Regions from separate parts of the Mus musculus genome. Here region 1 is linked to region 2. A link is a loop called in an ENCODE intact Hi-C map of the cell type or tissue named here. Cell type or tissue: left cerebral cortex. All regions are shown on one strand.

Region 1 (8,000 bases), 920 kb after region 2:
GAGTCCTCTAAATAAACACCATCTACATGGTTTTAATAAGCAAAATAGGAAACCATTTTAATAACCAAAAAACAGAAACCAGTCTGAATTAAAACTACAATAAGACTAGATTTTAATATTTTCATATCATAAGCAGGGGGTTGAAATTGATCCCTTATTTTACATGAAATTAAAAACAATTTCTGTTGCGTTGCGGCAAGTTTGATTTCAACACAGTTGAATCAGTAAAAACCAAAGCTCGTTTCCGATGCAGGACGAATATCCACAATATTTAAAACTGCAAGCACCATGCGGTTCATACAATCTTGTTATTTACTGTAAATTGTATCAACTAATACAAACTCAAAACAAACAAACAAAAAAGCATCCAGCCAGCAGTGCCAGCAAATTCAGGTGGGGATTTTTAAAAAGTCCGCTTTCATTTTGGTATTTTTTTTTTATTGTCAGTGCAACCGAATCCTCTTACTGACCCGCAGAAATGAAAGTAACAGTAAAGAAAAACACCTAGACCTCCCCTATAACTACTGTACAACGGAAGGGACTTGAACACCACCATTAAGTCTCCCTGCTCTCCAGACAGCAGAGAAACATATAATGCACTGGTCTAAAGGACACACTTGAGAGTTGCAGCGTTAGTTGCCAATGTGTGGGTTTCTAGTACATTCTAAGAATGGCTGTTTGGCTCAATGGGAGCTCAGATCATCACACGTAGCAAGAGGTGGAAGAAATCTTTTCACCCTAAGCCCTGGGGGGAGGGAGTTTGCAGTTAGCGCTCTTCTAGAGGATTCCAAACCAGCCCTGGGTTGACTTCTTAGGACGCAAAGCCTGTCTTGTTTTCTTCGTGTGTGTGTGTGTGTGTGTGTGTGTGTGTGTGTGTGTGTGTGTGTGTGTGTGTGTGTGTAGAGGAGCAGTCGTGGGTGTGTGTATGTCAATTTGGCCCCAAGACCCAACAATAATAAAGGACACACTCCTGCACGATGTGGATCTCGGCATCTGTCTCTCCCTTAGCTTTCCCTCAACAAAACTTAAAACTGAAGTGGGAAGGACGAGGGGGGCGAAGAGATAATCCCAAGGATTCCCCGGACAAAGTTGGGCTTGGTGGGTTTTTTCTTTCTTTTATTTTTACTTACAAACAAAAATGGCATAATAATAAACCCAAACAAAGACTCAGCTTGCTGCTACCTTCTCAAGATGGTTTGGCCGGGGCGGGTAATCTACAAGCCGGCCGGCGACTGAAACTCTGCTCGCTCGCTCGCAGCCGCAGGAGTTTGGGAACTGCATCCCTTCTCACCCAAAGAAACAAGGGGGTTATGATTCATGATCAACAACATGCTAAAGTTAAACAAGAAAATGGTACAAAATAGAAATTATTACCATACATGTCCAGCATGCAGGATTAATATTTTTAATGCAGATTTTCGTATTTTTCTATATAATCGAGCAGGCATTAAAACTGATGAGATTTTTTTTTTCCTTCGCGCGCCGAAAGTCCTAACTGAGGCCCGCGTCTCCGGCTGAGAGCCAGTGTTCTCCGTACTCTGGACAGACAGATCTGTCTGTTTTTCCTTCCTTAGCTCAGCCTTGCCTCGTGCCCACGGGGACTCCAGAGTCCCTCTCCTCTCCTCTGCTCTTCCTGGGACGAACTGAGTCCTGGGCTGCAAAGCGGCGGCCCTGGCACTCACAAAGTTCTCAGAGCCAGAAGTGTCCAGACGGCCTTGGCGACTCCTTGGAATAAGCCTCGCGGCCTTCCAGCTTGGAGAAAAGTTACTCCCGGACCTCGCACCCGCCCGGGTTTCTCTAACTCTGCCCAAGTCTAAGAGGCTGCGCCGCCCTGAGCTGCCCTCTTCTTAGCCAAGGTTCTCTGCCCGCCCGTGCTCCCGCCTGACTCCCGCGACCCGCGCGTCCTTCCTCCCTCTAGCTCAAGTCAAACAGGTCAAGGCCGGGGCCATGGCAGGGACAGGGAGTCCAGGGCTAGGGGCGCAGAATAGGGAGTCTGGGCCAGGGCAAGGGCGGGGGCCGGACCCGCCAGGACTCACAGAAAGAACTCAGGAGAGGAGGGGCTGTCGCTGGTGGAGCCCGCCTCCCTGAAGCCGGAGTTGGCGAGTTTCTCGCACTTGACCTTGTAGGCGTCTCTCTCGCGGGCCAGCCGGGACACCTCCTGCTTAAGCTGCTCCACCTGCTGAATGAGCTGCGTCTTCTCGTTCTCCAGGTGATGTTTCTGCTGGACGCGTTTATACCTGCACGACTGGGCGTAGCCCCGGTTCTTCAGGGTCCGCCGCTTCTGCTTCAGGCGGATCACCTCGTCCTTGGTGAAGCCCCGCAGGTGGCGGTTCAGCTCACGCACCGACATGGACACCAGCTGGTCATCAGAGAAGCGGTCCTCCACACTACCGTTGCCGCCCGCAGCCGTCGCCGCGGCTGTTGCGTGCGGTCCCGGCCCCGGGTGGCTAGTGGGTAGCTGTTGCGCGGGACTGGCAGCGCTGGACGGCGGGGGCGACGCTTGGTGATGATGGTGATGGTGCGGGTGAGCGTGCTGGCCCAGGTCATCGTGAGTCACACCTGCTCCTGGGTACCCGTGGTGCGGATGAGGGTGGTGGTGGTGGTGATGGTGGTGCGCACTACGGAAGCCGTCGAAGCTCTGCAGCGGCTGGGGCACTGGGTGCGAACCGATGAGCGCCTCCACCGCGTCCTCGGGCGTCAGGTTGAGTGCCTCGGGGTTCATCTGCTGGTAGTTGCTCGCCATCCAGTACAGGTCCTCGAGATGGGTCTTCGGTTCAGTCGGACTGAAGCTGGGAGAAGAAGGCACGGAGCTGCACGGAGTGCTGAGCGGGGTGGACGACACCGAGCCAGCAGGCTGCAGGCGTGTGCATGGCCGGCCCGGACGCTCCGCGCGCCCCAGGGGCTCCTTCTTCACGTCGAACTTGAGAAGGTCGAAGTCGTTGACGTACTCCATGGCCAGCGGGCTGGTGGGCAGCTCTTGCCCCATGCTCAGCTCCGCGGCCATCGCTAAAAGCGAGGCTCAGCCGCCGCTGCCGCGGGGAAAACTTTGCGGCCGGCCGGGACGCGCCGAGCCAAACGCGGGGGCGAAGAGCGGCAAGCCGGGGAGGCGGGGAGCCGAGGGCGCAGCGGGCCGGGGCCGCCGGCCAAGCCTTTGTCTGGGGACGCGGCGGCGCGCCGGAGAGTCCTCCCGAGGCTGCCTGAGCTGCCCCGGAGCTTGGGGCTGCGAGCGCGCCGGGAACGAGTCAGGTCGAGCCGGGGCAGGGTAGAGAAGCCGGCGAGGTGCGCGCAGGGGCAGAGGGGAGGCGCGGGGCAAGCGCCCGCCGCTCGCTCTCCGACTCTTTGGCTCTAGGGCTTTCTTGCTTGCAGCCGCTCGCAGCCCGGCGGTGCAGCTGTGCAGGAGCTGGCGCCGCCGCCGCCTTTTATCGCTTCCTGATGTCACTGGAGCGCGGGGGCCCAAGCGGCCCGGCGTGTTGGCCAATGGCTGCACGGCCCCCGCGGCCCAGCGACGCTGGGCGGGGCGTGCCTGACAGCTCCCCCGCCCCCCCGCGTCAGCTGACTGGAGACCGGAGGAGCCCCGAAGCCGTTGAGGCCTGGAGGAGGGCTGGAGCCGAGTGGGACGGACCGCCTGGTCCCAACCCCCAACACCCTCTGAGTCGAGGTTCCCGCACGCTTGCCTTCAGTGCGCGCCCCACTTCTGGACCAAGCCGCCGTTCCCACCCCGCTGTCTGCACTCACGCCTCCCTACATACTCTTTACACTCCCACCCTCGGCCCGTGTCACCCCCAAGTAGGCTCAGAATAAGCGCCCGGGATGTCGCTTCCCTGGCCCTTTGTTCCCAAGCGGCCCCCGCCCAGTGGGCGACGCTCCGTGTGTCCTCGGCGCCGCGGGCCGAGTGAATGTGTGTGGTGCGTGCCTGTGTTTCGGTAGCTCTGTCTGCGCTAATGTATGCGGTGGGGGAGGGCGGGGTTGGGGCTCCAAGAGTTCTGTTCAGATCTAACTCTTAACCTCTAGGAAGGTTCCTCGGGCCAAGAGACGCTGTTCCTCTCTTAGCCGGTTCAGTGATTGAGCTCAGAAGACAGAGCTCCAGTGGTCTCGCAGCTCCGTGCATTCGCCACCCCCCCACACACACCCCCAAACGCTCCCAAAGAAGATAAACAAACAAACAGAGTTGGCCCAAAGGCTCTGAATACCTTTCACTTGCCAGTCGTGTGGAAACCTTACAACTCCGAGGCTCAGAGCCGAGACCAACACCGGTCTGTGCACTCAGTGGCTCTGGGATGCTGGGGAACCCGGCCCTGTTTTTGTCTGAACGTTTTGTAAGGATTAAGCTGATCCAAGCTTCTGACGGCTGCAAGGAGATTCAAACAGGCATAAAGTGCGACCCCAAGTGGCCACGGTGCGCAACGGCGCCCTGAACCGGTTTGTTCTTTGCGGGAGGGAAGGCTTGGATGGCGTCTCGGACCCGTGCAGGTCCAGCTAACTGATCCGGCCAAGCCAGGCCTGAACGCAGGCTGTGTGCGGCCTGAAAGCCAGGGCAGACTCCTCTGGAACTATGCACAGGCCCTCCGACCCCATCTTTGGACTCAACCACTAACCCTCTCTGCTCACCTTTTCTGAAATTCCATATGCAAGCCTTCCAGGTGTGCTTGTGGGCTACTCCTCTCAGGAAAGGTCCTGAGCTGGGAAGATCAGTATTCTAAACTGAAAACGCCAGGTGACGAAGGTTCAGGGCTACCGGATGAGAAACTTCTCCGGAACGCAGACGGGAGGAGGAAGGCAGAACACTGGGCTTTCAGACAGGGCTGTTGGGCGCCGACAGAGACTCCCTGCCCTGGGCCAGAAGGGCAGGAAATGTGGGACTTTCCTCAGACCCCGACCCCGACCCCAAAAGTGAATAGATGTCGAATTCGCTGGATCCGGAGATCCGACCCGGCTCCCACGTCGCTTTTTGCTTCCCAGCTCAGGACGCGGAAAGATGAGCGTCAGAAAGCGCGCTGGGTGAGTGTGTCCTAGCTGCTGGCTGCACAGGACCTGCCCTCCAACACCGCGCACGGGGGGCTAGTGACCCGCAGCATTGACAACCAGACCAGACCTTTTCCCCCCTTTTAACAGAAAGAAAAATTTGCTTCCAATCAATAAGAAAAGCCTTTCCCCCCTTCTTAAATCCTTAGGGAAGGCGGGGTAGAGACTGGTCACAGGAGCCTAATTTTAACCAAATGGGTGTATTTTAACTAAAACTTCACCTAAAAGGTTTAGATCAGTGAACTGCTGGGGAAATCTCGAGCCCTTTGGAGAAGTGCGCTCTCGGCAGAAATGATTCGACTGCCTAGGTAGAGAGCCAGGGCGGTTAGGCTGAACCTCCCACAGATGAGATGGGCGATGAGGACACAGACTCTCGCCTAAGAGTCGCAGCTGCGGTCCTGCGAGGAGAGCGCGCTCTCGGACCTCGGCTCAGCCAGGGGACGTTGAGACCATCAGGTTTAGAGTTCCGGGTCTCTGCAAACCGGGGTTTCAGGCTCGACCACCACACGCATACTCTCTTAACACTCATGGGGCTCCAGCTTTAACCTCGCCCCACTCCCCCCACCCCCAGTCATCCGAGACGCAGCGCTTCCCGAGTACGCGCCTCACTGCAAACCCTCCTGGGAACACCGGGGAGGGCAGCAGAGCAGGGCTTGCTCCCGCGTGTCTCTGTCATCACGGAGGGCTCAAACCCCACTTCTCAAGAATGTGGCCCTTGAAGAGGACTCTTGTGGCCCCAGACCAGTAATTGTAAAACTCCAGAAGAAGCGCTACTCTCTCAGGCTTGGGGGACTCGGCCTTTGTCCCGGCCGTTTTTCTCCTCTTTGTCCCCGTGACTATCTCTGTTGTAACCACTCTCTTCCTCTGAGCTTTAGATGAGCTATCTCAGCGTCTCCTAGGTTCACTTTCCCACCCCCCAACCCGTTTCCGTCCTGGAGTAGCCCCTCCTTCCAGAGAGAGAGAGAGAGAGAGAGAGAGAGAGAGAGAGAGAGAGAGAGAACACCACACTCCGGTGGGCGCAAGAGTGAAACAGGAGGGTTGCCCCAATTGAAGGCCTTTGCTCGCAGCCTATCCCATTTCAATGGTCCAGCCTCCCCCATTCTAATTCCTATGCGCTCTGCTGCATGGTTTTGGAACTCCTGGGCTAATGACCTTTCTCTCTCCAGGCTGCCACTGCAGACTCAGTATTCGCGTGAGGATTCCTCCCAGTCCATGGTATCACAGCAGGACAGGACAAAGGACTGGTCCCCCCAACCCTGAAAGGCAGGGGAGGTGGAGAGGGTTCAGGGACGCATTTTAACTCGGAGCCCAACGCGCAATAAGACCTCGATGGGTTGTTGAAAGAAGTGGAGAAGCAAGGGGAAAGAGGCAGGAGGCCCAGGCACCGAAGGAAAGCCGGGATTGCCAGTGGCCAGAGCCCCTGTACCCAACAGTTCCTACCTAGCGCCTAAATACATACTTGAGGATTTTTTTTTCTCCAAAGCAAGCCCTGCTGCATCATCCTTTAACTACATCGCAGTGATGGAAGGACTCGGAAGGGTCCTAGATACTTGGCCTTGAGGTACTCTTATTTTAGGAGCAAAAGTTACTCTCCAAAAGAGCAAGTATGAGGTTCTCTCGACACTGCCTTCTTCGTGACATCTCTGCCATGCCATCAGGGTAATTTGATAAATACCCAGCGGCGCGCCTTTCAGCCTGCGCTTTCGGACTAGGGCGGCGCCCTGGCACCTGCGCTGAGGTGCGTGGCTCTTCCCGGTTTCCCGGAGGGCTGCAGGTGCTTTGTGAGCAAGTAGGCGGATCTGCTCTGCGAGTGTAGGAGTGAGATTTATGGCACATAGGAGGCGCGTGCGTGTGTACGTGGTGTGTGTGTGTACTGGGTGAGTGACCACATCTTTCTGCATGTAGAAGTTGGAGACTTGCAGCCCCTTACATAACAGGGGCTGTCGGAAGTCACCAAGCAGAAACCCTTGGACTTCAGGGCCCCAGGGCCTGCGTTTTACTGGGGAGGGAGTAGCGTTTGGAAAGAAAAACAAGAAAAACCTCAAAAGCCTGCCTTTGGACATTTTGTTGCCCAGACTTCTCGTGTAGCCCTGAGGTCTGCGCTATCTTCACAAGACCCCTAGAGAAGATTCCCTGCGTTGCCTGAAAACCTCTGGAAGTCTGGCTTCCAAATGCGTGGTTGGCTAGGGCGTCCTGCCCTCCTTCTTCCTCCCTCTCCACAGTAGCTATCACTTCCACTTAGTCCCTCCTCGCACAACCTCCATCAAAATCCAAAGCAGCACTTCCAAAAAGGGCTGGTGCTATTCTAGATCCTGGTACCTCTGGCCCTGTAGCAACCACAGTAACACCATCTATCTGCCCAGCGGGGATGGAGAACCCCTCCAGCGCACAGCCAAGAAGCCTGGATTTGTTCTACAGCAGCAAAGTGCACTTCTTTTTGCTTTGTTTTAGTGTGTCAGAGAGATCATTTTAAAATTCACACCAGGCTCACATTCCATAACCACTGAGTAGTACAGCCTCAAAGAGAATTTGAAAGGTCTATTATTCACATTGCCATTGGATTCTGATACTCACATCTCTCATAGGCAGCAGCTATCATTATTCCTACTTTGCATAGATTGGCTGGCAATTGTCCTACGAGTTTCACATTCATAAAGGGCCCTGAGATGGCCAAGCTCACCCAAAGGCATAGGGGAGGCTCATAGAGGTTAAGTGCTTCATTTAAATGTGCACAGAGGTGATAAAGCAGAACTTCTGACATCAGTCCTGTGCAGTGGGGGGAAGGGTTTTTCTACCTTGAATGAGCAGTGACCCATGGACCCAGGTGTCTGTACACTTCTGGCTCCAAAAAGTTGGAATTTCCAACTCTCTGTAAGACTACTGACTGATCTTGTTAACGCTGAACCTCTTCCGGATTCTAAGGGAAGTGCTTTACTGCCTTGTTGTGGATGTCACAAACACCCCTGGGTCCCTTCTCT
Region 2 (8,000 bases):
GGATTATGGCTTCTCAACAGTTTGTTTTTTTCAATCACATCTTGCTATCCACGTGTCCCTTGGTTTCCATGTCCCCTTTGTCATCCCACGTGATAGTGGTTGGGGATCCCAGACCAAAGGATTGGTGCCATCTGCTCAGGTCATAAAGGCACATGGGAACACCATGAAGCTATGTTTCTACCCACAGGGACTGGCATTTTTAGCATCTGTAACCTAGACCCTTTACTATGGGCCCTACCATCTTTACCTAGAATAGAATGATTACAGCACTCCCTACATTTGAGGTAACTCTTTTGGCAGCAGCAGCAGCAGCAGCAGCAGGTTTATTATTCTCGCCTACAAGGGAGGGCTGGAGCTGGTTTAAGCATTCTACTACCAATGGCCAGCAGGAGAAAAAAAAAATCATTGGAAAATCAATTCCTACTTAATTGAAGAGTCTTCCTCTGAGTGGAAACGGAGTGGGATTTATTACCTCAGTTGCCACACAGCCTGGGTGGTGACTGCATTTTCACTTGTCTTAGGTTCCTTAGAGAGAGGAGATGTCCCACACACCCAGGCTCAGGAGCAAAGGTGACACTGGAGGATCTGAGAGAGACAAGTGTAGTGAGCGTAAAAGTTGAGGTAATCAAGACTGTATGTCATGTATTTGCCTATGGTTACTGAGGCAGACGTTCTCAATCTGTGGTACTGGGCCTTGGGATAATATTTTGTTCTGTTATTTAGCCTTTGATCTCAGTTTTTGAAGCAGAGCTTCTAAATCCTGTGGGACATCTTGGATGATAGGCACATCTTTTGTTTTTCAGAGCCCACTCTTCATGTGCTCCTGGAAAGCCTCAGGCAGGAGGCTGGTTGCCAGGGGAAACGATCATGTCATTGGAAGGTAGAAATGTTCAGCCTTCCACCTAATTCATGGGATGCAGAGTGGCTGAAAAGTTTATAGTCACTCACCAAAGACCAAAGATGTAACCAACGATGCCTACAGGATGAGACCGTCATAAAATCTCAGAAGGGCAGAGCTTGAAGAACGGTTGACTGTGTTTGAACATGTAGAAGTGTTTGGAGGACAGCACATCAGAGAGAGCTTGGCAATTCTATGCCCTTTCTCACACACCTGGTTCTAAGTGTGCTTCCCGTCCTGCTTGTGGGCTTTAGCAACATTGAGAGAATTGTTTACCTGAGTTCTGTGAGTTGACCTAGTGAATTCATAAAAGTCAAGGAGATGGCTTAGAAAATTTGATTTATAACTACTTAGTCAGGAGTATAGATTACTATCTATTACTATGTTTTAATTTCAAAGGACACCTTTTTTTATTTTTCTGAGAGAGGGTCTCTTTGTGTGGCCTTGGCTGTCTTTAGCTTTGTCTGTAGACCAGGTTGGACTCGAACTCACAGAAATCCATCAGCCTCTGCCTCTTGATCATGCCACCACCACCAGTTTGAGCTGACATCTTAAGGAGAGAAATTTGGGAAGTCTTGTGAGATAAGAGCCTTAATTTTAGGAAGGGAAGTAGCTTACATTATGGCCAGGTAGACAATGTTGGAATCTAAATGACTACAGGACACCCCCTTTGATATCTACAGGGGAATTCTTGGTGTGTGGGAAGTAGCTACCATACACATTAAGGTACGTAGTACCTAATCTACACTGATTAGGAAATTGATTTATTTTTTCTATTTCTAGAATGTTTTCTGTTCTTCCTTCTCAAATAAAGAAGGAAGACAGATAGAACAATATTTAGCTTATTTATTTTGATAACTGTGACCTCCTGCTTCAATTCTTCTGAGATTCTGGCCTGTGCCAGCAGAAGTGTTTTTTTTTTTTTTTTTTTCTTCCCAGTCTTAGAAAACAGAAAGTTCTTATGTAGGGAAATGTGGTTTATGACCATCCTGCTATCCTGACTTCAGTTGGTTTGCTCTTCTTCTGTGTTGGATTCCTAACTTCCCATATATCTGCAAGATGTTTGGAGTCACCTTCTCAAGGGTAGTAGTCAGAGTCCTGAGCCCTTACATCTACTGAGGAATGAAAAGCAGGCCTGTGCTCCTGTGGCTCTAACCAACAGGCTACACATCCTCTGTTGAGAGTGTGTAGAAGAATGCCTGTGTCCTGTGGCAGCATGGCACATCTCCATGCTGGTGTCCTCCACAAATGACAGTTTGGGATGCCCTGACACTGCTTGGAAAATGACTGCTCAATTCCAAACTGGTCTGAAATAAAAAAAAGGGAATGGATCACTGGGATAAATCAGATATGGGTGAACTTATCAAAGTTCAATAAACATAAAAGTGATGAATTTTGAAGTCACATAATTAACTCAGGATTACATGAGCAATAACTGAGTAATTACGCCTTTAATAATGCATTAAACTTGTCAGGAATACTTACTCATTCTGTTCAAATTTTTTAACAAGATCGCCTATAGCAAGTGACTGTAATTAGATATTGCCTCAGAAAACATCGACAGCTCCTAATTGATACCTTTTATTATAAAGCTGGATGCCAAACATTGCTGCTGAGTGGATTAAGGAATAATATGAGATGTGTTAGGATCTTAGTACCTGCTTGCAGGGATTTCATGCAAGTGGGGGAAAATAACTCTCCAATCCGGCCTGTCAATCACATCATAAAGTTGGTTCAAGTTTGCATTGGTTTGCTTTAAATTACAGCCTGACAGCGACTGCTATTGCCAGGGCTGTCAGGAAAAGAAAATAGGGGCAGAGGGGGTCGGGAATGGAGACAGGACGTCCTCCTGCCTTCTGTTTTTCTGTGGATGGTCAGGAGAGGTGGGCTTGGGAGAACATAGATATCAAAATGAGGCCTGCCTGTGGTGTGGGAAAGGAGGCTGTTTATACCTTCTGATGAGAGAGACAGACAGACAGACAGACAGACAGAGAGTGAGACAGAGAGAGAGAGAGAGAGAGAGAGAGAGAGAGAGAAAGGGAGAGAGAGGGAGGGAGGGAGGGAGGGAGGGAGGGAGGGAGGCAGGGAGGGAGGGAGGGAGGGAGAGAGAGGTGTTTCCCCTCACTTCAAGGCTGATCTTCACAGCTTCTGTTGTAGTTTTTGTTTTTGTATTTTCTCTATAGCTATTTGGGACAGAACTCTAACCTTCTCTTGAGGGTGACACAAAAGTTCCCCACTATCTGCCCATCCTCTAAGGTATCATCATTGTATGTTTTAACCTAGAACTCCTGTTAGAGGAGAAATTGAGACTCCTTAAACCTCTGCCCCTGAAGAAATAAAAAGAAGGCAAGCGTTTGCACAAAAGAGCATTTTTTCAAAGGCCGGTAGGAGGCGCTTCTGATGAGAGGAGCCTTTGTGTGGCTAGAGCTCTGCTCGGGCTAGTAGCTTCAGTGCTCTCCTCTGCAAAATGGTCTTTTTGATGGGTGCAAGGTCAGATACGCCAGGCAAGGAAATGAAGGATGTGGAGCTGTCGCAGTGATGGCGCAATTGGATGCCGTACAAGATGGGGAGCTGCTGAGTTAAATACTTTCTGTCCTTATACTTTGGCAAAAATATCTTCAAAATGAAAATGTGTGATATTCACGAGATGGGAAGACATGAAAACATAAGAGAGAGCTTAATTTAATTATTATTGCAGGTGCTGGGTGTGGAATAACTATGTCGGGTGAGTATTAGCAGAGACATGTGACTCATAAGCTGATATTTCTTACAGAAGATTGATTTACTCTTTTCACTTCTCAGCAAAAACCACTAACGATATTGACACCCTTAAAATTTCCCCATGACTTTGGTCCTATTGGAAACAATAGCCTAGGTGGTTAAAATATAAATGGAATTTATTCAGAACGGGTATGTATTTTCATATATTCACATTTCATGTCAGCTGAAAGTCTCACCGAAGTTAATGTTGAGAATATAAAAAATATGTAAAATGTAAAAACCAAGACAATTACCTGTTTTCAGAAAAAAACCCATATCCTCTGAAATGCTAAAAACTATTAAAAACAAGAGGCAAATATTTATATAAAGGTTTTAAGCATTCATTTTATCATTGCCTTTCATTATTTTTGAGAATTTCATACATGGCTACTATTACTCTGTTTATATCAATTTTAATCCACAGTTTATCCTCTTCAGCATCTTCCTGTCCCCAAACTTCCTCTCAGCTTTATGATCTCTTATTTAATTAATACTGTTGCCTGTATATGAACATATATGTATTTATGAGTGCATCATGCCGACTCCATCTCGTCTCACTTCTATGTATATAGGTTTAGAAATGGCCCTCACAGCAGGTACAATTAAAAGCTTACTTATAAAGACAAAATACAAACAAAAATTAAAATGAGATTGTATCCATGACTTAAATTCACAAACATTTAAATTTTAAACGTTTAAATTTAAATAAAAATTTTATAGAAAAATCAGTTTAAATTCACAACTCCAGGACACATCCAGGTGTCAGTGTGACAAGGTAGAAACGTGCAGGGTCTGTCTAGACTTGCGTATGTTCAAATGCACGGCTTAACATTGCAGCATGTCCTGTAGCTGCTCTGTGGGACTGTTGTGAATGCCGAGCTGATTTGTGAATAACTTGAGAACTCTAAATTGGACCAGGAAAAGAAGCCGGGACGTGGATGCTCATCACCAATAGAAAATGATTCCCTCCGTCTGAAGACTCTATCACACTCCTGCGCACAGGGGAGATCTGACAAGCTAATTAATTTCTCTCTCTCTCTCTCTCTCTCTCTCTCTCTCTCTCTCTCTCTCTCTCTCTCTCTCTCCCTCCCTCCCTCCCTCCCCCCTCCCCCTCCCCCTCTCCCTCCCTCCCCTCTGAAATCCTCTCCAACTCCAGAGCAGTGACCATCTCTGACCACTTCCTTGGCAAACTCTCAGACCTGGTACTTAACAAAGCTAATAAAATGTAAGCGTGCTTAGAGTCGCCTGCTGAGAAATTTTCCCCAGCTCCTTCAGAATGCGGCCTGTCAGAATCAAGAGTTCTACCAGTGCAGAGCCATGCAGAGATTACATGCAGCTACAGGGGATCCCTAGGGTTCACTTGAAAGCAAGCCTTTTAAGCTTTGGCCACCCAGATGGCCCTTGTAAGCAAAGATGAGTCTGCTACCATTTCTCCTGGGACTTCTTGACCAGTGATGGCTATTTTAACTATCGCATTTGGTGTCTATGTACACAGTGTCTCTTCCTACAACTCCATCAGGGCAATGTAATATGAGTTAGAGATGAAAAAAGGAAGGCTGAGAACCTATGATACTTAAACATTGGTAATTACTAATGCCTTGACCCTTTAATAGAATTCCTCATATTGTAGTGACCACAACCATAAAATTATTTGTGTTGCTACTTCATAGCTGTAATTTTGCTACTCTTATGAATTATAATGCAAATATATTTGGAGGTAGAGGTTTGGCAAAGCAGTAGTGACCCACAGGTTGAGAGTTGCTGCTCTAGATGAACTGAGGGTTTGTGAAATCAAGGATCCCATTCTGACAGTCAGAAGGACAGTTAGACAGAAGGTGGGACATGTTGAGCTGAAATTTGGTGGGCTGAGACACAAAGACGGTTTCTACACGCTAGGATTCTATAAGCAATGTCTGCCTGTTGGTACAATCCCTGCCTCTCATCTTGCGTGTGACCTTGGACATCTGACTCAGGCAGCTTGTGTCTCCCACCACCTGGTAAGGGTACAACATGCTTCAATTTGTTTATTTGGAAAATATTGTCTATCCTTACATGTACAAAGACCATTTCTCATATGCGTATAATAAGTAAATCACATTTATCTATCTGGCTCCGTGTTTCTTCAATTTCAATAGTGTTGTTATATTTAGCACCTGCCATCCATTTAATATGTCCTTAGAGGCCAAAGAAATACTGACACTTTAAATGTGAATGTTAAGTGTAAAATGATTCTTCATTACAGAAGTGATCGAATATGAAATGAAAGACCTTCTTAAAATCGCATTAGGCATCTCTCCCGCCCCTCCTCCACCTCTTCTGCTAAACTCTCCTTCTGAACTACAGACCTGTTCCTGGGGACCTAACCCACAGCCCGAGGCTTGCCCAAATGCTGCCCGGGGTGTCCTCAGACCAGCCTGCAGGAAGGCACCAAGAGAAGAAATAGTACTTCCTGGGCCTGCTGCTACAGGGAGCCTTCACTGCCCTCGGGCTTGTACAAATTCCTCTCCTTTGAAGAAGTTCAGAATCAGACACTGTTTAATCATTAAACAGGACACCTAAGGGGAGTTAACATGCAGAAAAGCAAAGCTAATTCGAGCTCTCAGGTGACTGATTTGGATTGTCCACTTAAACTCTCACCCAAAGGCTAAAGACAGAGACAGCTTTGATATTCTCAAGAAGAGGTGATCCCGGTATCTAATAGAGGCAAGGCGTGCATAGGTCATCGTCCATCAGGGTATGAGCTGGCCCCAAACATTAGAAGTACTAATTACATCAACTGAAGGCGGCTTTTTATCAGCCGCTTTGTGTAGAGACAATGAATGATCAACTTCTTACCCCTGGCATCGTAAGGGGAATCAGAATCTTGATTCTGGAGTTGGCATCTCCTGACTTGAGACTCAGCCACTTTGTATGTGTAAGCCTGCACGTTTTGTTTGTGTCTGTGAAAGGAAGATAAGAATTGCCTTTGCTACATAAGGCTGGAGGGCCTCCAAGGGTAATGGGGCTCATATGTAAGCATGAACACGCCCTTGAATGTTTATGTGTGGGTGAAGGATCATGGGAGACACTTGTTTCAAGTTAAGAAACAAGATCTACCCATTGACTTCTGTTCTGACCAGGATAGGGGTCTGTCTCTAAGCTAAGCAAGTGACAAGGCTTATCCTGGGGTCAAACCAAGCAATAAAACAAGATAATAACATCCTGGAGGGCCTGTAAACAAAAGAACAATCCTGTCTTTTTGTAATAAGACTGAGGAAAACAAAGAAAAGATTAACCTGATTTAACACAACAACTATCCTTAGCCCCCAAAATTTTACCTCAGTGAGTGATAGGGGACAGGAAGGTTCTCTGAGACCAAGCCCACTTTTGAAAAGTTAGGCTAACCTACGACCTCAGACCATCAGGGCTCTATACTCAGGGGCTTGACGGATGTTGATGTAGTGAGGCAGCCTTGTGACCTCAGTCCTGGTGCTCAGCCTGGGCTCAGTCCTCCATCCTTAGGGAGAACCCCAGAGCCTGTCAAGCCACAGCATCTTCTTTGCAGTGATTTCTGGCTCTCAGTCTCTGCATAGGATTCTGGGTATCTTCAGCTTGTCCCACAGGGTCTGGGGCAGGACTTTTATCATCCCGGTCTCATCAAGGTCCATTTGTAGAAGGGTCTCTTTCAGAGCTGTGGGTCCTTGCCAGTCTGTGTACGGAGGCTATCCGCAGAGATCTCTGGCCAGGCCAGGTGGGACGGTTCAAGTGAAGGGGAAAGGGTACAAGCAGGAGGAGAAATTGCCTCTGTTGCTGCCTCTGCTGCTGATGCTCTGAGATGTTGTACTGAAGAGCATTCTCTTCCCAGGCAGTGTTACAGGTCTTGTGACAGATGCTCTCAGACAACAGAGCAGTTCTCACACACTTTTATTCCTTCTGCATAGGATCTTATATATAGTTTTGGGTGGGTTGGGGTCTGACAGTAGCTGCTTCATACTTCCTTGGTCTGAAATGTTAGGGATGCCTCATCTACATGTGGTAGGTCTTGTGGGCACTGCCCCTATATGACTGATGGCCACAATTCTCTCTATAGGGGCCTGTGGCTATGTGCAGGGGCCTGGTTCTGGGAACAGGTGAAACTCCTACCATCCCTTCAGGGTCTCTGGGGCTTCAAGCTTTAGCTTGAGCATACCAGGGGCCCTATTTCCTGTATGCCCTGTTCCCTGAAGGGAACCATGCAGTCATTCTTGCTGCTGCTTCTGTGGTCTCTGGTTTGTTTCAGGAAGGCATCTATTCAATATGCTGCTCACTTTGACACATATCGGGGTTAGATAGGCAGAATTCCAGTTGGGGCATCTGAACAGTT

Evidence for each region. Hi-C counts contacts between places; a loop is a spot of excess contacts. Peaks named below come from ENCODE experiments on the same cell type or tissue, not always from the same donor. Only the 100,000 strongest peaks of a DNase experiment are listed, where the experiment ranks them.
Region 1: a loop joins it to region 2, with 4 times the contacts of the local background. A loop is called at or near these places in 3 of 42 quality-filtered maps.

What each region holds. Positions count from the first base shown.
Region 1 is chr2:160,363,673-160,371,672 of GRCm38, forward strand. Mafb (v-maf musculoaponeurotic fibrosarcoma oncogene family, protein B (avian)) reads right to left here and starts at 3,393. Exons shown (of 1, transcript NM_010658.3): 1 at 5-3,393. The coding sequence starts at 3,004. The coding sequence ends at 2,033. In left cerebral cortex, CTCF peaks have their summits at 3,408 and 4,393 (motif pointing left); DNase peaks (open chromatin) are centred at 687, 3,492 and 4,365; H3K4me3 peaks cover 4,191 bases; H3K27ac peaks cover 1,833 bases.
Region 2 is chr2:159,440,475-159,448,474 of GRCm38, forward strand. No RefSeq gene overlaps it. Among named protein-coding and RNA genes, the nearest start is that of Gm25090, 310 kb to the left of the region's middle. In left cerebral cortex, a CTCF peak has its summit at 3,286; a DNase peak (open chromatin) is centred at 3,299.